2 separate regions of the Homo sapiens genome follow, and region 2 is linked to region 1. A link is a loop called in an ENCODE intact Hi-C map of the cell type or tissue named here. Cell type or tissue: gastrocnemius medialis. All regions are shown on one strand. Each heading gives the region's core, and the rest is flanking DNA. Links, peaks and the distances in the headings are about the cores only. Region 1 overlaps SLC22A1 (solute carrier family 22 member 1). Region 2 has its middle 39 kb from the start of SLC22A2.

Region 1 (10,202 bases), core at 2,214-6,213:
AGGGGAGCCTGGGGCTTCCCACATGCATGATGCATAGGGATGAGCAGAGCCCGGGGTTTCCCACATGCATGATGCATAGGGATGAGCAGAGCCCGGGGTTTCCCACACGCATGATGCATAGGGCTGCACAGAGCCCGGGGTTTCCCACAGGCATGATGCATAGGGCTGCACAGAGCCTGGGGTTTCCCACACGCATATCGCATGGGGCTGCGTGGAGCCAGCGCTTCCCACCGCTTGTACTGTTCAGGTTGTTCTGTTATTACCAGGCGGCCCAGGTTACATGTGGAGCTTTCCTCAGACAAAGCCTCTTTAGATAGGTTCCCCCAGATAAAGGTGGGCCATGCCAAGAGTCGGACAGAAATCCAGGAAAACTCAGGGCCTCAGCATGTGCACTTTCCAGAAACACAAGGCTGAACCTCACTCCCGGGTGAAGGAGGCAGCTTTTTGAGGGTTGCTCAGTGGCCTTGGGAAATCTGTATCAGCGTCCAGTGGTAGGAAAGGCTCCACAGGTGGCAATCCCACTGCAATGGCTACCACTCCCGAGAGTCCCCTAGAGTCCGTCCCAGGGGTGCTGGCATGAAGTCAGATGCTCTGTTATCTTCTTGATCCTCTCCCTCTTCCCCCTCTTCTCTTCCTCTCTGCTGTCATCTCTGCTCTTCTCCCACTTCTTCATTTTTATAGTACTATTGGTATTATTATTAAGACACTGAAATACCTCTCATCTAGCCATAGAGCAGGCATTTGATCTTGATTGAATGAATGAGTGACAGAATGAAGGAACAACAGGCCTGCTCAATGCAACCTTCTCTGGGGACTGTGTACCCTGAGCCATTATGACACAGAATCAGTCCAAACAAGGTGTTAATCATATTAGCTGTGAGTGCTTCGCAGAGTCTGAAGGGCAAAGAACTCCACAGGTCAGTTTTTATTGTGGTGGAGGGAAGAGGGGGTAGCAGAAAGGTCCACAGAGAGGAATTTCTCATCCCTCCACCTTTTGTCTTAGTTTTGCTGAGAGCAGACCTCATCTGTGGGTGGCACTAGAGTTAACCCAGTCTCTCTAAATGAAAGAGTTGTACACGTATGGCCAGGGAGTTCTGAGGAGCCTGCCCTTCCCCTGCCTCGTCCTTGTGAAACAGGGATCTCTCCAGCAGAAAGGCAAATTCTGCATGCTCAGGCAGGGTGAGGCAGTCAATGCCGGCCAGCTTTCAGAAGACCCTTATGCCAGAGAGGCCCAGTCTTTGAGTTGTACCCTCCTCGTCCCATTTGAAATAGACAGCATGGTGTTGATTTGATTTTAAAGGACAGTAAATACATTTTATTTTGTTTGAGAAATATTTTGAGAAGTGTTCAACAGCCCTTGTATTGCCTGGAGATGTCCTGGTGTCATCGGGTAATATACATGGAGCATCTGCTCTGTGAGTGTTTTCCGTGGGGGACAAAGGCTGCCCCAGGAGAGATGAGGCCCCTGCTGCACAGAAGGAAGGCTACATAGGAAGCGATGGCTCCCTTTTGGTCTATAAATCTTAGGTGACACTAGGAGTCTGAGTGACCCACAGAGCTGTGACCTGGGCCACATGGGCTAGCGCACAGTGACCCCAGGTCCTCATCCTCTTGAGGGATTACAGCCCCAACGTGGGGAGGGCAGGCTGCACTGAGCAACAGCATCACCCCGCTCAGGGCTGAACGTCAGACCGAGGAAAATGCCAGATAGTGATGAGTGGTGTTCGCAGGTGTGTGCCGGAGTCCCCTCGGTGGCTGTTATCACAAAAAAGAAACACTGAAGCAATAAAGATAATGGACCACATCGCTCAAAAGAATGGGAAGTTGCCTCCTGCTGATTTAAAGGTGAAATCTAGGAAGGGGTATCTCACATCACTGAATCTGGGGCTGGGTTCTGGTGCAGATTCGTCTGGGGCTGCCAGGGGAAAGAGCAGAACTGTGCCCCTTGTCATGGGTGTGAAGCACGGTGGTGGCAAGGCTCACCTCCCCAGGGGCTCCCAGGTGGCTCTGCTCATGACAGCGTGAGTGTGGCTGATGCTCTCCCTCCCTCCTAGATGCTTTCCCTCGAAGAGGATGTCACCGAAAAGCTGAGCCCTTCATTTGCAGACCTGTTCCGCACGCCGCGCCTGAGGAAGCGCACCTTCATCCTGATGTACCTGTGGTGAGGGGCGTTCCTGTGCGTCTCTCCAGGCAGAATCAGCACGCTCGCCCAAGCACTGGGCTATAGATTAGAGACAGTGGAATACTCAGGTGGAAAAAGAGAAAGGGAAAAAGAATTGTAATATAGTTGTGAGTGGTCAAAGAGCTCTTTTTGTTTCTCCCTTGGGGATTGAATAATAAGGAAAAGGCTTCATTTTAGTGAGGAGCATTTGTTACCTTTGGGAGATCACCAGTGGGATGAGAGAAATAGGATAAAGGGTTATCGGGGCTGCCTCCGTTCCACATGGTCTCATCTTCTGGGAATAGCCAAGTCTTGACTCGGCGTCAGAAGGTGGATGAGAGCTCCTGGAGCGTTCGAGGAGGAAGTTCCATTCCTCATATCTAAACACCCTAGAGACCCTACCTGAGCATCTCTGTGCATTTGTTACCTATTGACTAGAGAACGCACACCCACATGGACCCACGCACACACGCTTTGCACATTCCAGGGGTCTGCATGCTCCCCCAGCTGCTGTCACGAGCAGGAATCCCCTGCCCTGCTCCCTAGGAGGATGCTGGCTCACCTCCTCCGCACAAGGGCTTTCCCCTCAGCATACAGTGAGGGCCCCCCAACTGCACTCTGGGCCTGGCCCCTTCAGCGGGAGCAGCTCCGCTACCCAGGCACACTTGTTTGCTCTTCTATGTGAGGTTTTATTGGAACAAAGAGTTTGTAGTAAGTCAGTGCCTGGCATATTGCAGACCCTAAATCAATATTTGCTGAAAGTTGAATGAGTAAACACTGTGCCCCAGAATCTGTCCAGGTTCAGTGTGTCCTGTCCTGCCTCAACCTTCACCCTCCCTGTCTCCGAGTTTGCCGCTGGGGTCCTGCACCCAGCCACATGCTGGGCCCGTGAACCTTTGCAAATAGCCCCATGTACCTGGTGGGTTTCCATGGATACTCAGTGTTGAACTCAGCATGGAGGCTGGGACTGGCCGCTGCAGTGGAAGTAACTGCCCGCTCTGCTACGCTGTTCAGCTCCCCTCCCCAGCTCCGAGACTCCCCACAAGGCAGTGTTCTTGACTCTTCTGTTCTGTTACCCCCACATCCAGTCCTCTGGCAAGTTCCATCAACTGGCTTGGAAATGCCTTCAGAACCTGCTGCCTCCCATCTTGGGCACCCTGGGTTCCCTTGCTGGGGTTGTAGTAGCCCTGTCCTTGGCACTAATTCTTTGTATAAATGTCAGCTGTCTCATGGACAGTTCTGCAGCATCTCTTACCTGCATTACTGTAGGCACCTTCTGGGTGGCCTGCTGGCTTTACCCATGCCCCTCGGTGCTCCACAAAGCAGGCAAAGGCATCCCTTAGAGCTCAACAGACCTTGTCTCTCCCTGTTTACCCTCTGCTGGCTTCCTAATCACTGAGAATAAAGCCAGATCCTTTTCTGTGGCCCACAAGGCCTCACGCCTTTGGCCCCTGAACGCCCTTTTCTACTGTCCTGCTGGTTGTCATGACTGAGACTCGAAAGGTCTGTCCACCATGTCCTGGCTGTGTGACCTTCCAAAGGGCCTTAATCTCTCCGTGACTCAATTTCCCCCTCAGTAATGGGAGAAGTGATAGTACCTATCTCACAGATGTGTTGGGAGGATTAAGGAGATTATATGTGTAAATGACATAGAAGAGGGTACAGCATCCATGCAGGAAATGTTCAATGTCAATGTGGTTTTTTTTGTTATTTTAATACACACATGCAATTCATGAGCTCTGCCCACAGGTGGCAGCCCGGCACATTTGTTAACTGGCTTGTTGACAGGAAAATCAAGGTTACACGTTCCTTTCTCTTAAACCAGTTTCTTTATCAGTAATATGACTGCTGTCTTTAACTGGCTAAATGGTACAGAGGCACTCAGGCTAACCTCAACTCCTTGAGTTGCAGGCAAGCACCTTGTTTCTTGTTCTCTTGACCCTTTGTCCAATCAGGAATAATTTAGGACTAGAAACAAAAGCATCCCAATGCTTCTTTAGGCGAAATTTTATCAAAGAAGGATACATTCCTTAGCAACATGCATTTTCATCTCAGTTTTGGAGCTGATAGGCAATCTGCATGCTGGGATGAGACAGTAATTTCTTATTGACCCAAATCTGTTCTCACAATGTAAATATGACTGTAAAAGCTTTCTAGCTTCCAAATGATATTTTCCCCCCGAAGTGACACATGAGGCACCCTACATTTTGGCTCAGGTGAGAGTGATTTAGCTAGGCCTCGGGTCTGTGTGCCATATGCTGTAATGTTGCTACATTTTCTCAAATATGGACGGAGGGGGTGTGCAGTGAATGGAAGAGCGTAGGTGAATCAATAGCGCCCACTAAGGACAGCACAGTAAAGGGCCGGGAATGCCATGGTGCGGTTGGAAAGACCTGGCCCATGCCTCTGTCTGTTGTGCCCTGAGTCTTCTGAGTGCCCTGAGTGCATACTGTGTGCTGGGAACTATAATTGGCACTTTTGTACGCTAATTCAGTGAGTACTCAAGACAAACAGATGTGGGAGGTACTATTACAATCCCATTTACAGACGAGGGAACTGAGGCCCAGAGAGGTTAGTTAACTTCCTCAAGGTGACACAGCTCATAAAGCAATCCGACACCTGGCCCCTTACTTCCTGGTCTCTCCTGCCCACCTCCTCGTAGGCCTGTTGGGGTGTCAGATGAGGTACGCACGTGCAGGGCTTGGTGCAGAACCAGACATTTAAATCTGCAGTGAACAGTAGCCATCCTCACGTGCAGTCTCCAGGAGACTTGGAGGCATATCCTACAAGTCAGACTCTCACATCTATCATGAAAAAAATGTATCATTGGGGCCCTTCTAGGACACTCTTTCTCATTTTTACTCCCCTCTTCTCATATTGCTCTAGGGCATTCTAAACCCAGTGATTCATGCTCTTTCTCCATCTGCGAGGGGCTTTTTTTTTTTTTTTTTTTCTTCAGTCTCTGACTCATGCCTTTGACTTGAAACCTCCTCTTGGCTCAGGTTCACGGACTCTGTGCTCTATCAGGGGCTCATCCTGCACATGGGCGCCACCAGCGGGAACCTCTACCTGGATTTCCTTTACTCCGCTCTGGTCGAAATCCCGGGGGCCTTCATAGCCCTCATCACCATTGACCGCGTGGGCCGCATCTACCCCATGGCCATGTCAAATTTGTTGGCGGGGGCAGCCTGCCTCGTCATGATTTTTATCTCACCTGGTAAGTTGGTAAGTTGTCTGCTTTCATCATTTCCCAGGCAATCGAAGTGTGGGGAAAGTGTTGTGACTCTTTGATAAGCCTCTGGAATGAGAACAAAGATGAGGTGCTACCTTTGTCTACAAAGTTTTTTTAGATTTTAAATTGAGGGGCCGTGCACAGTGGCTCATGCCTGTAATCACAGTACTTTGAGAAGCCAAGGCAGGTGGATCACCTGAGGTCAGGAGTTCAAGACCAGCCTGGCCAACATGGTGAAACCCCATCTCTACTAAAAATACAAAATTAGCCGGGCTTGGTGGCGGGCGCCTGTAATCCCAGCTACTTGGGAGGCTGCTTGAACCCAGGAGGCGGAGGTTGCAGTGAGCCGAGATCGCACACTCCAGCTTGGGAGACAGAGTACAACTCCATCTCCCAAAAAACAAACAAACAAACAAACAAAAAAACCCCCAAAAACAGCAAAAAAAAAAAAAATTAAATTGAGTTTTAACATACATACAATCAGCAAACTATAAGTGCATGACTCCATGAGTTTTTAAAAATGTGTACACCCGGGCAGCATGATCCACGTAAAGATGGGGAACCTTTCCAACTTCTCCAAAGCCTCCCTCAGGCTCCTTCACAACAACCCCTGCCACCCCTCCAAGGTCACCACTACTCTGCCCTTTGTCAGCACAGATTGTGCCTGTTCTTGAGCTTCATATAGATGGCACCATACCAAATATACTGTTTTTGTTATTGTTGTTGTGTTTTGAGACAGAATCTTGCTCTGTTATTCAGGCTGGAGTTCAGTGGTGCAATCACAGCTCACTGCAACCTTGAACTCTTGGGCTCAAGGGATCCTCCCGCCTCAGCCTCCTCAGTAGCTGGGACTACAGGCGTGAGCCACTATGCCCGGTTAATGTTTTTATTTTTTGTAGAGATGGGGTCTTACTATGTTGCCCAAGCTGGTCTCAAACTCCTGGGCTCAAGCAATCCTCCCACCTCAGCCTTTCAAAGTGTTGGGATTATAGGCATGAGCCATTCATCATTGCACCTATGAGACCCACCCATGTTGTCACATGAGAGTGTAGTTGGTACTTCAAACAAAATTATTGTGTAGGATTCCACTGTATGAATATGACACTCTGCATCCCTTCCACTGTTGATTGTCACTTGTGTTGCTTCCAATGTTTGCCACTTATTGGGACTAAAATCATCCTTGCACGTATCTTTGGGCAGGCACATGCTTTCATTTCCCTTGGGTACAGGTCTGTGAGTACACTTGCTGGGTCCCAGGGAGGCATATGTTTAGCTCTAGCAGACACTGCCAAACAGCTTTCCAAAGTGGTTAGACCATTTTATACTCCTCCCAGGAACACATGGGAGCTCCGATTACTCCAGATCCTCCCAACACTTGATCTGGCTCATCTTTTTAAGAGTGGCCATTTTGGTGGATGTATACTTTAGTCTGTAATTCTTACAATCAAAGATAAACCAAGCTACATTTAAACCTAAAGCAGATTAACTTCAGTCAGTTTTAATTTGAGTACGTAAATTGCCTTTCACATTCATTGCTCTTGGATATGTTGTAAAATAAATACAAGGGCAGATCTGCTCTTTTCTCAGTTTTTACTGCGTGTGCTCTGCACTTGCTGATTTAGTGAGTCATTTTGGCAGGCTTTCGTGCAGGGTATTGTAGAGACTGTTCTGTGAAATCTGTATGCCCAAGAACTAGGCTGTGTAGATCAGGCTGGAAAGAAAAAGGGTTGGGGAAAGAAAGCTCAGTTTTCTTTTCCCTTTTTTTCATGGAGAAAGAACAGAGAACACAGGAAAAGGGGCAGCATGGATCTGAAATAGATTTTGCTCACTTTCTTCCCAATCTCTCTGTTTCTGGAATCCTGGGTAAGATGTGATGGATGGGCATACTTTTAAAAAGTTCACAGCACTGAGTGCCAAGAAGGAGGGCCATCGAGGGCTAAGTCCATTCAGTTGTCACCTGGACAGAGCCCAGGCATCGTCCCCTCCCCAGCCCCCTCCTCCCAGCTCCTGTCCTCCCCTCGTCCCTCTGTCTTAGTCCTTATCACATTTTAGGACAGTCATTCATTCAACCCGCAGGAAATATCTCCAGGCCTTCTATATGGCTGGCAGGTATCTAGGTCCTAGGATTTCAACCATGAGCGAAGCAGAGAGAGTTCCTGCTCCATGGAGCTGACATTCCAGAGGGAAAAGAGAAGGATGTCAGTGCTTTCTACAATGGGCACGGGAGGCCTGAAGAGGCCTAAATGAAGTGGGAAGAGCCATGTAAAAATCTGGGGAGAGTTTTCTGACACGTGCAAGGCCCTTGGGGTGAGAAGAATGTGGCATTGGAGGGACTGCTCGGGATCTAGGGACAAGGGTCAGGCGAGCTCGTGGGGAGCAGTGGAGTGAGGCGTGGAGTGAGTTGGGAAGTAGCCAGCTGTGGACTTTATCCCAAGAGTGGTAGGAAACCACTGGTGGCTTTGAGCAGGGGTGGACTTGACCCAACTCCAGTCTGAACTGGGTCCCTCTGGCTGCTGTGATGAGCGGCCCTGGGGGTGCAGAGTGGAGGCATGTTCAGTTCTCTGAGGCCAGGGATGCTGTTTACCTCTGGTCAAGCATCACCAGGCTAAAGACCTGTGAATGAGGACCTCCCTCGAGGCATTGGAGTGAACTCCTTGCCTTTTATCTTTTAGAAGCTAGATGAGGTGTGGTCCTTAACAGAAGGCTCAGCTTGGCTTCTCTATCAGGGCTGAGAGCTCCAGGAGGCAGAGAGACTGTGTTGCACCCATGAGACGGGTGAGGGGCACTCTCATTTGGACCCTCACACTGGCTGAGTGAGATGATACAAGATTTCCATAAATAGCCAGTATCTGGGGACAAGGGTCAAGCTGACATCGTGTCTGTGACCCCAGAGGCCTTTATAGTGAGCTGGTGTGTCACAGGGTTACTTGCATTTCAGTGCTGGGGGTAACCCATGCAGAGCAGATGATGGTGGTTATTAAGGATCTGAGCTTCTTTCCAATGAAGCCAAATTCTTTGATCATTCTCAATAGGGAGAGGGCTTTCTGGGCCTTCAGGTGGTCGAGAACCCCACAGCAGCCTGCCAGCGTGAAACAAGGGCTCGCTTCCCTCATTCTCAGCCTCTGAGACTATTATGAAAGGTGTTTTGGTTAAAACTGTATTGGAAACAAATATTAAATTGAGGATTAGAAATCTGTTTTGTTAGTTTGAGAACTACTACTAGAGGGATTATGTTTATTGAGTGCTTTCTGTGTTTCAGGCACTGAACTAGAATGGATACTATCATATAATAAATAAAAAGCCAACTTTAAAATTCTGTGGTCACAGTGGACATTTGACATACATCAGCTCTAAGTCTCATGATGATCTATAAGCTGGGTGTCATTATTCCCATTTTACAGCCCAGGAAACCAAGCTGAGATTCAAAAAGCCCATTCTTTCCCCTGTTCAATGGAGTCTTCTTGAATATGTCATCGTCAACTCCCCAAATCTCTTGAGACTCAGTTTACTTATCTAAAAATGAAAAAGTTAGATAAGACAAACTTCCAGGCCCCACCAGCTCTAATAGTCCAAGCATGACCCACCATGGCCTCTCACAGTAACTCAGGGAACGAAGCCCCCATCCACCACCCACACCCTCTTTGTACTTCCTTTCCAGACCTGCACTGGTTAAACATCATAATCATGTGTGTTGGCCGAATGGGAATCACCATTGCAATACAAATGATCTGCCTGGTGAATGCTGAGCTGTACCCCACATTCGTCAGGTGAGTGCATGGAACAGGGGTAGCCAGTGAAATGGCTGTGAACCCACCAGCTCAGTGGGAACCAACATCTCCAAGGTGCTTCCTAAAGATGCAGCCAAGCATTGCTCAGTTTGGACATTGAGTGGCATTGTTAAGAAATCACGTTCAGAGAGATGGGGTTAAGCATCAAGAGAGGGTCAACCCATAATTATAGCAGAGAATGTGAAAGGGGACCCTGTGAGCTGATGGATGGGGTCAAAGTTGTTCTGTACATACAACAAGTACAAGAACAAAAGGTGTAGAGAAGTGGGTACTGGACAGGGACTTGGGAAACCTGTGTTGTAGCCCTGTCCTTGGCACTAATTGATTGTATAAACATCAGCCATTTCATTGACACTTCTGGGCATCATTTTCTTAAACAGCTGACATTTGTATAGTGATACGCGAGTATTTCCATACATGTGATTCCCTTAAATTTGTTCTTGGGTATGATCATCCCCATATTACATATGAGGAAGCTGTGATTTAGAAAGGGAAAGAAGCGTTGTAGGGGTCAGACAGCTAGAAAGAAGCAGGGCTGGGGCAAGGACCACATCTTCCTGACCTGGAACCCTGTGGTTTTTCCATTATGGCACATTACTGTTCTGTAAACTGAGGAACTTTTCAAAATTGTGGTAAAATATACATAATATGAAATTTACTATCTTAGCCACTTTTAAGTGTACAGTTGAGTAGTGTTAAGTACCTTCACACAACCAAGCTCCAGAACTCTTCATCTTGCAAAACGGAAACTCTGTACTCATTAAACAGTAACTCCCCATACTCTCCACCCTCCAGCTCCTGACAACCGCCTGTCTACTTTCTGTTTCTATGAGTTTGGTTACTTTAGGTACCTCATATAAGTGGAATCATATAGTATTTGTCTTTGTATGACTGGCTTAGATCACTTAGTGTGATGGCCTCAAGGTTCATGTATGTTGTAGCATGTGCCAAAATTGTCTTCTTTTTAAAGGCTGAGTAATATTCCATTGTACATATATACCACATTTTGTTTATCCATTCA
Region 2 (10,202 bases), core at 2,702-6,701, 160 kb after region 1:
TTCTCAGCTCTGTTCTGTTTATTTTTCTGGCTCATCTTACTTCCCTAGAATGCTAATTGAAATTATTTAAACTTTAAAATATCTTTCCAAATTTGATAGAAAAAATCTCCTGTAGAAAAAATTAATATAATACCTATTCGCCAACTATTCTTATTTATTCTATTTTCTTCATAAACTTTATGTTAACTTTTTTAACTTAAAAAAACATTTTCTTTGGGATTAAATGGTACACCTCAATTATTTAGGGAGTATTGCTATTTTCATAGTATTTTAATCTTCCCAATCTTCCTATGCAGAAACATTTTGACTTTATTTCAATTTAAATTATTTTAATATTTCAATTTATGCAACTCAGTAAACATACGTCGTGTGTGTATGTGTGTGTATCCTATGCATTTTAAAATAAGATTTTCTCAAGTTACTTGTTTTTTTCATGATTTATATTCGTCTTTGCTGGTTGAGGGCAAAAATATTAAGGCCCACACATTTTTTTGTCACATCACCTTAATAGTTTCCTGTAGTTTTCAGTTGATTTTATACGGCTTTTTCTTTCACCAATAGATCACTCCACAATGTATGTTATCTTGTTTCAAGATTCCATTTAAAAATACAAGGAAGTCTTATGAAATGATGGAAGGGGAGAGACCACTAAACCCAAACTTCCAAAATATAATATCCTCATCATATGATATATTTTGCTATAAAATCTTAGAATTCTTTAGAATTGAGTGGAAATTTAATCATACCAAACCTAATTCTTTCATTTTCAGGGAATGAAATAGAGAATGTGACATGTAGCTGTTGTCATGTTAAATGTTGGGGGGTGAAAGAAACATTGGTGACCACTTTATGGCGAGCAGTCATCAACATTCCAATATGTTATAGTCACATTACATTTTGTGACCTGTAATTTTCCCCATAAGTCATTTCAGCATAGCCCCCTTTGTCTTAAATGGACGTGCTTTATTTCAGAACAGAGGCAGAAGGGAAGGTTCCCCAGCTGTTGCTCTAAGCTGTTGTCTCAGCACATAGCACGCTAGCATGGGGCCACATGTTGCATTGGTCAAATCTCAAGGAGTGTCTGTAATGAGCCAATACAAACAGATGAAGCCTCTACATGGAAACTCTCTGCTCTAGACTCACGTTTGGCCAGGGGGCGTGGCCTGGAGGGTGTAACTCAGGGAACTCCACAGGAATAGTCCCGGCTGGGAACTTGCGTCCCTAAACCCACCAAAACTGCTATAACGAGCTCTGCGAGTGTATACTGTTATTTGCTCTGAAAGGCAGGGCTGTTACCCAAATCCCCTGGAGAGAGCCAGATTTGCAAAGTGTCTGATGTGAGCCCAGAGATCAGCAACAGATACCATAGACCTTTCTCCCCATCTGCAACCAGTCGGAAATAACTCTGTCCCTGCTCACCTCATCTTTGCTTCTGTTGTGGCTTGAAAATCGTATGAGAGTAACATCCTGGGATGAAAAATGCAGCTCGACTCCCTCAGGCTCCACTGCAGCTAAGTCCCCCAGATGGCTGAGGATCATTTATGCAGAAGATGGGGGACTGAATCTCTGTCTTTTTCTTTTAATGTTTTTGAGACGGAGTTTCACTCTTGTTGCCCAGGCTGGAGTGCAATGGTGCGATCTCAGCTCACTGCAACCTCCTCCTCCAGGGTTCAAGCGATTTTCCTGCCTCAGCCTCCTGAGTAGCTGGGATTACAGGCTTCCGCCACCACGCCAAGCTAATTTTCTGAATTTTTAATAGAGACGGGGTTTCACCATGTTGGCCAAGCTGGTCTTGAACTCCTTACCTTGTGATCTGCCCACCTTGGCCTCTCAAAGTGCTGGGATTACAGGCATGAGCCACCGCACCTGGCCAAATTTCCGTCTTTATAAAAAACATTCATGGCCGGGTGCAGTGGCTCACGCCTGTAAACCCAGCACTTTGGGAGGCCGAGGTGGGCGGATCACGAGGTCAGGAGATCGAGACCATCCTGGCTAACACGATGAAACCCCATCTCTACCAAAAAAAATACAAAAAATTAGCCAGGCGTGGTGGTGGGCGCCTGTAGTCCCAGCTACTTGGCAGGCTAAGGCAGGAGAATGGCATGAACCCGGCGGAGCTTGCGGTGAGCCAAGATCGCGCCACTGCACTCCAGCCTGGGTGACAGTGGGAGACTCTGTCTCAAAAAAAACAAAAAACAGAAAACATTCATAAACGTCTCCAACAAATACAGAGTGAACTCATTGTGTGCCTAAGATTCTGAGAGTTACAAAGGATGGGGAAGACCTGGTCTCAGACATCATGGAGCTCCATAGGCTAAGTATGGGTGAGGATATAGGGACAGGCTTCCACGTTCACTTACAGAATCTCTACTAGTCTCACCTGTAAGTGCTAAGTGCTAGATAGGTATATTAATGGAACACATAGAATCATTTGAAGGGAGCATCTACATTATTGCAAATACAGTGATTCTTGTATATATTATCTGTGAAAGTTACGAAGAAGTAAAAATAAGGGAATACCCCAGAACATCGGGGTTGGAATCTCTGTAATCTTTCTCCTCATCTGTAAGACGGAAGTTGCCGTATTTATAGATCACAGTGTTAGTGCAATATTTATTGAGAAAATGTAGGTATAAGATTTTTGTAAACAAAAAGTCCTCTACAAATACAGTTTTGGGTGGTGAGCTTTATTAGAAATAGTTTTGTTCAAATTATTTTACCAGCCTACAGAGCATATGTAGGTAACTTCTACCAGGCTAAAAAACAAACAAAACTGTGCATGATCCCAAAAGAGAGCACATATTAGTTAGATAAACCATTGGTTTAAGGGTTTAGGGAAGACAGTGATTATTTTCATGGTTGGTTGGCCTTGGTCACTGCATGGGTGCCAAGAGGCCCTGAAATGAGTTGTGTAAGGTAGGATTAATCAGGAAGTCTTGTTGGAAGAGGTGGGTTTTGACCTGGCTTAAAGAAGGCAGTGCCAGGAGGAAGCCCGAGATGGTGGTGGATTTATCCCTAAGAATTTAGGAACACAAGTTCTGCTTAAAGCTATACAGGCACAGTGTTTCCCAATGAAAACAGAGAACTCAGAGTGTGTTTTTCAGTCACAACCAGCATTCAGCCCTTCCTACTTACAAATTTTAAGACTTTGGAGGCTTGTTTCATGGATTATCAGAGACCTGGCCTCAAGGGATTAAGGTCAAACATCGGTTCCTCATGTGGCCGTTACACTGAATTGTTCCATAGTCACAGTCTGTACCTCTAAATGTGTGTGTGTGTGTGTGTGTGTGTGTTTCTAGAAGCTTTAGCCAGGGTGTGGTGAAAAGGTCACTATTCTACATTACTAGGGAGGGGTATCCAGTGGGGGCACTGGCCTCATGTTTGCATACCAGTCAGGGATTTACTGAATGCCCATATTGCTTTTTTTTTTGTTCACCTGTTGCTAGACCATGAGGTGAAGGTCTCCAAGGACAGGGGCTGTGACATATTCATCGGTGTGTGCTCAGTTCCCAGCACTATGCCTAGAAGAGGGTAGTTTTCAGTAAAGGCATGAGTGAATAACTGAATAAACCTCTAGCATAAAAATAAATATAAGGTATACTTTCTATCCATTATGAGCTGGTGAACACTGTCCCTTGCTTCATATTTTTATTTTTTACAGCTCTATTAAGATAGAAATGACAAAAGTTGTATATATTTAAAGTGCACAACATGATGAGACACATATATATCGTGACATGATTACTAAAATCAAGCTAATTAACATATCAATCACCTTACTTTTTTTTATTACACCTTACCTTTTTTTGGTGATAACACAAGATCTATCTTTAGCAAATTTTAAGTACACAGTACAGTATCTTTAACTATATTCTCCATGCTGTAATAAGATCTTTAAAACTTATTCATGTTGCTTAACTGAAATTTTGTACTCTGAGGCCAACATGTCCCCAAATCCCCTCCCTCAGCCCCTGATAACAACCATTCCACTCTCTACTCCTATGAGTTAAACTTTTTTGGATTCTACATGTAGGTGAGATCATGCAGTATTTTTCTTTCTGTATGTGGCTTATTTCACTGGGCATAATGTCCTCCAGGCTCATCCATGTTGTCACAAACGGCAGGATCTCCTTGTTAAAAGCTGAATAGTATTCCATTGTGTGTGTGTGTGTGTGTACACCACATATTCTTCACATATTTATCTGTTGATGGATGCTTTAGGTTGATCCCATGTCTTGATTATTGTGAGTAATAGCTGCAAATTGCAGCAATGATCATGAGGGTACAGATGTCTCTATGAGACACTGATTTCATTTCCTTTGGATGTGTACATAGAGCCAGGATTGCTGGATTAAGATAGCATTACAGGTAATACAGGATAAGACGACATTGCACCTCGGGTCCAGGTAGTGAGAAGGTTCCCTGCCACCCTGTTACCTGGAGCGGTCTGAGGGAGGCAACCACACTCAACAGGGAGATTGATCTGGTCTCCAAAAGCCAGGATCCAAAAGCCAGCTCTGGAGTGGAGCTGGGAAGTGATCCTGCTCCCCTGAGGGACACTGAGTCGTTAACTCCACCTTGTGGTGGCTGCTGAGCCCTGGCCACCCTGACAGGATGCAGGGTGAAGGCTGGGAGGCTCCAGGCACCTGCTGCCCATGCCCAGCGTAAGGCCCCTCAGCATCTGCTTCAGGAGGAGGAGGACTCCCAGGGATGGCTGGGGGCTCAGTGAGGCCCGAAGAAACTCTCTGGTCTCCAAAAGCCAGGATCCAAGCCTCATAGAGCTGGGTTCCCAGGATCCCACCCTCCAGAGCACGGTCCCTAGAAAGGATGGGCTGCCTACCCTTGAAGCAGGACAAGGAAGAAGAGCATGTAGAGGATGCTGGCAGAGTGGCTGTCTGAACATCCTCTGGATGGTCCAAGCATGGAAGGGCAGCTGGGAGGTTTCCTCTCATATCCCCATTTTCCCAGTGATGAGTGTGACATTCAGGGGAAAGTAGTGAGGGTGACCCAGCTCTTCTGGCTTCGAGCCAGCCCTCTCATCACTGAAATGCGAAAGCCATCTCTCACCTCCCATGTGCCCAGGGCTCCGCCACTGACTTGGCACTTCATGCATGAGCTAGGACCCACCTGGTCATCCAGTGAAAACACAGCTGTCCCAGGACACAGGTAAGAAGCTGGACAGTTGAGTTGTGGGTGGCTCGATGAGGGCACCCAGTGAATGAACAGTGGCGTGGGACCAGACCCAGCTCTGCGCTCTTCGTGCCCCACCACGGTGGCTAAGCTTTCAGAATCAATTAGTCCTGCTGCTTTATGTCCTTGCCAACGTGTGTGTTCATACTTCTGGCAGTTGGTTTGAGGAATACCACAGCCAAAACCTGCTACAATGTGGTCTGCTTCAGAGAGCTTTGCTCAGTGGCTTCCTTCTGTCATCTTGAGTGAGTTGAGAAAAAGAAAGAGAGGATTTGAAGGTTTATTCGAGGCTGTTCTAGAGTCAGCGAAACACTTCCCATATTTCTGTGGGCATGGCCAGATGGGGCATTGAGATGCTGCAACACCAAGCCCACAGTGGGCATTCCAAAGACAACACATGTTATTCCTATATAAATCAGGCACAGAGATGGCAAACATCTTCTTCATTTAGGTTGTGTTGAATTGTTCACTCATCTTGGCTATGTGGGACTTCGTTATGGGAGAAGACAATCCCAGCTGTAGGTAAAAGCAAAGGGTGTAGAAAAAAGAAAAATACGTGTGGGCAGAGGATGAAATGGACTTGAAGAGGTCACAGAGTGAGTGAAGACAAATAAATAATAGGGGCAAGGGAGGGATATGAAAAGTAGAGCTCACTGAGTGGTCAGATTTGTACTTTGCTTAACCCCAAAGGGGAAGAAGACGCTATGTGTTATTTCATAAATATCCTGCCATCAGAGAGCACCACCCAACCGGCATCATTTACCAGGACTGGGCTAACCTAAAATGAAACCACAGTCATTGTTGCTTTTGACTGAAATTAGAAAACCCCAGGAAACACACAACCCTATAAAAATATTTTTTTAAAGAGCAAGTCACCATGTCTCTCTCAAAAAGAAGTACAGACCAAGTCAGAGCAGATGCACGCTGTGCCTGGGAAAGGACAGCATGATCCGATCAGAGTCAAAGTACACACACACACACACACACACACACACAGTCTCTTTCTCTCATGCACATGAACACACATATATACACACATGCGCACACATGGGCACACACATACACACATACACACGTGCACATACACACATACATACATATAAACACACATATACACACATACACACATACATATCTAACCACATATATACACCACGCACACAAATATGCACACATACATACACATATTTTACATACATACACACATGCACATGCACATACACAAACATACATACGCACATATACACACATACATACCCCCCCACACACATATATACATATACAAACACGCACAACACACACACATATATACACACCCATATACTTACATATATACATACATATGTGAGCACACACATGCACATGCACACACATACCCATCTATGCACACATACACATCCACACACACATACACATACACACACAGCCTGGATTAATTGTGTCCCCTGCAAATTCCTATGTTGAAGTCCTAACCCCGAGTACCTCAGAATGTGGCTGTGCTTGGTGACAGGGCCTTTAAAGGGTGAAGTTAAAATGAGGCCTTAGGGTGGGCCCAGATCCAATCTGACTGGCGTCCTGAGGAAATTTGGCCGCATACAAAGACCAGGGATGCGCATGTGCAGAGAGAAGACCACGTGAGGACACAGCCAGAAGACGAGAAGACGGCTTGGTCTTCCTGTGGATGGGCGTTCCGTTGTTTCCAATGTTTTGCTGCAATAACCATCCTTTGTGTGCCGTTATGTCCCGGAATATACTTTTATTTCTATGGGACAGATTTCCAGGAGTGGGATGGCAGGATCAAAAGTAAAGATTTTAATAAAAACCGGCAATTCTGTGACCATCTCTAAGAAACTGTTTGTTTCTTTCCATGGGGAAACTGAGGCCCTGAGAGGCATCTGATTTCCACAGTAGCCAGGGAGCTTCAGCAGATTTTGGCAGGGCTCAGGGAACCCAGGTACATAAATCCAAAGATGACGGACTCTTCTCCAGGAGCCACTTCCGCCAGCAAAGCTTCCCTCTAAATCTTGTAGTTCCCTGTCAGGGAGCAGAGTACACCCCGCCCCCGCCCCAGCCTTCAGAAGTCCTGGGCTCTGCCCTTCCCCTCTGGCTCCACACTCAGCTAACTCCATGCCGGGCATGGTGCTGGGCCCCGGGGCACGATCTGAAGGCGCTCATCGCCTGCAGGGGACCATGACCAGCAAACCCAAGGTGGTTTTACAGCACATGCCAAGGGCTTGGGGAGATCCAAACAGGGCACCTCCGAGACGGAGGAAAGCAGGGGCAGCCAGGGCTTCCCAGAAGTGTGACACAGCACGTCTTCGCTGTTCTGGAAGGGCAGGCAGGGGCCAGCCCAGCAAAGGAGTGGGCAGGGTGTGTCTGACAGAGGAAGTGGGTGGGAGGAGGTGTGGCCCGTGCAGGAAACACAAAGTCCACACTCTCCCATCCAGGTGCCAGATGGGATTGGGAGACTCGGCTACCCTCCACAATCTCACTCTGCCAGGCCCCAGCTCCTCACCCATCCCCCACTGCAGCAGGTTCTGGCCAGCCTGTTGCTTTACTCCTGCACTCTCCTTACCATTCTCTCTAGGAAAATCCACGTATTGGCTCCCACCGTGTCTAGGATGCCTTCCCTGGATGCTGCCACTTGTCCCTTGTCTCCCACAAGCAGCCCAGTGCCTGGCGCTTTGTAGGTGTTCACTGAGTCCCTGTGGCACTTACCTCTGGAAATCCACATCTGGCATTTGATGCTATGCTATGAAGAGTTTTAGGCTCGTTAGGGCCTTGTCTTTTGCACTCACCAAGCCCTTTGCCGTGCACACCATCGGGGCTCAGCCAGGTGCTGAGAGACACAAACAGCATCCTTTGGGTCTCTGTGGACGTTGCAGCAACCTCATTTGCTGAGAATCATTTACACTGTGCTGAGACTTTGTTGAGAATGTGGCTGCACAAGCAAAATCCTCCTTCCCCCAAAGTACAGTAATTCAATTTCCAGCCTTCCCATCCAAAGAGCGGGGAGATATAGAATAATGTCATACCCACAGGAAGAGAAAAGGTTTTTTGTATGTTTCTCTTCCCACCAGGGCAGAAAACCATTAAGTATTGGCAGGCTGAGCTATCCCTGTCTCTTGTGAGCTTGTAAGGATTTCCCTTAGGTATTTGGCTCAGGGAGTTTTTAGGCAGATCTGGTGTACAGTTTAAACACACTTGGTAGAATCAGTACTGCTCTGAATAAGTGAGGAGTAAGGGATCATAATAAAGCCCATTGCTGGGGTCTCCCAGGTTCCGGAGCTTCCCTGTGCTGCCTGGGCAGTGGCCAAGCTCCCAGCATCTCACCCATGTCGAGAACACAGTCTTCTGATCAGCCACCACCCTGCCTGTGATGGACACGGGCAGCTGAGACCCACTTATTCTGCTGAGACAGGATCACGTGGGCATTCTTGAGTCTTGCCTTTTAAAGACATACTAAAATTGTCATTAAAGCTCATTTCTAAAGGCCCTTTTCTTCAGTTAATATTTTGCAGTCTAAACAAAAGTTGCACTTTATCTCAAATTGAAAGAACTTAAGAAATCTATGTTTGCTGGAAGTAATAACATATTAAGGAATAGGATGTTTATGCTAAGAAAATGTTCACTTGGGGCACTGTGCTTTGAGATAACTGTGCAGGCCTGCTCTGGAATTATTAGACATCTAGTCCTATTCTGTCCATAGGGCAGCCATTTGCAGCTGCAAAGTAACTTCAAAGGCCTCAGAAAGGGTCTACCTTAGAAAATAGCCAGCTTGAAAGACTTCCATCTATTCTGGGCAGAGGCTATTTCTAGAAAACGATTGCCCCGATAGCCGATCTCTAAGAGAGCCCTTTATCTAAGAGGTGTCATCTGGTTGGATTCTGAAATCATCTAGTAGGGTTTAAGGTGGTGCATTAATCAGAGGAGTTTTTTTCAGGAACCATGACAAGAGGGCAGTGGGGTCAATATCATCAATCCTGGCAGGAAGAGCCAGGTGCTGGGAACTGGTCCCTGTTCTTCTCTGAACAAGATTTGCAAACTCGGGCAAGTCACTTAGCCTCAAAGGCCTCTCTAGTTAATGATCTGATTTATTTAACTTTTTGGAGATAGTTACAGAGTATTAGGTAGAGGAAAGCATTACTGGTGAGTAAAAGAGAAACATATATCCAGTATAGTCCACACTTTCTGACATGGGTTGGTCCCATTTTTCCCTGATTAATGCTATCAGGATATAATCACTTAGATTACAGTGCCTGGAAGAGGGTGGAATAATTCAGGAAAAGTTTATGAAATAGGCAAATCTTCACTTGAGTTTAGAGGGATGGAGGAGGAACCTGGCCTGGAAGGGGAAGAATGTCCTGGGAGCGAGAGGATTTGCTTATCTGGTGCCTTGAGGAAGTGGTGGCTGGAATGGAGAGTTGGTGCTAGAGTTTGGATAAAAAGACAAAGGTTGAGAAACTAGAGTCATAGGAAAAAAATGTGTTAATTGATTTGCTGAGCTAGATAATGCATGGGCTTACTAGAAATAAGAGCTGTGGATTCAGATAAGAAATCTGCTGATCAGTTCCAGCTGGTTGATGTGTTAGTCTGTTCTCATGCTGCTAATAAAGACATACCAGAGACTGGGTAATTTATGAAGAAAAAAAGAGGTTTAATGGACTCACAGTTCCACTTGGCTGGGGAGGCCTCACAATCATGATGGAAGGCAAAGGAGGAGCAAAGGCACGTCTTACATGGTGGCAGGCAAGAGTGTGTGCAGGGAAACAGCCCTTTATAAAACCATCAGATGTAAGACTTATTCACTATCACTAGAAAAGCATGGGAAAAACCCACCCCCATGATTTGATTACCTCCCACCAGGCCCCTCCCACAACACATGGGGATTATGGGAGCTACAATTCAAGATGTGATTTGGGTGAGGACACAGCCAAACCATATCATTCTGCCCCGGCCCCTCCCAAATCTCATATCTTCACATTTCAAAACTAATCATGCCTTCCCAACAG

Evidence for each region. A loop is a pair of places that touch in the nucleus more often than their neighbours do. Peaks named below come from ENCODE experiments on the same cell type or tissue, not always from the same donor. Only the 100,000 strongest peaks of a DNase experiment are listed, where the experiment ranks them.
Region 2: it touches region 1 in a loop (16-fold over the local background); 11 of 110 quality-filtered maps call a loop at or near these places.

The regions. Positions count from the first base shown.
Region 1 is chr6:160,134,490-160,144,691 of GRCh38, forward strand. It overlaps SLC22A1 (solute carrier family 22 member 1), which reads left to right. Exons shown (of 11, transcript NM_003057.3): 5 at 1,731-1,845; 6 at 2,055-2,161; 7 at 5,164-5,378; 8 at 9,052-9,160. Among named protein-coding and RNA genes, the nearest start is that of SLC22A1, 18 kb to the left of the region's middle. RefSeq lists an enhancer at 1-602. In gastrocnemius medialis, for the core only: a CTCF peak has its summit at 3,892 (motif pointing right); no DNase peak of the experiment used is centred there; H3K27ac peaks cover 374 bases.
Region 2 is chr6:160,292,948-160,303,149 of GRCh38, forward strand. No RefSeq gene overlaps it. Among named protein-coding and RNA genes, the nearest start is that of SLC22A2, 39 kb to the left of the region's middle. RefSeq lists enhancers at 5,376-5,876, 6,914-7,500. In gastrocnemius medialis, for the core only: a CTCF peak has its summit at 4,567 (motif pointing left); no DNase peak of the experiment used is centred there.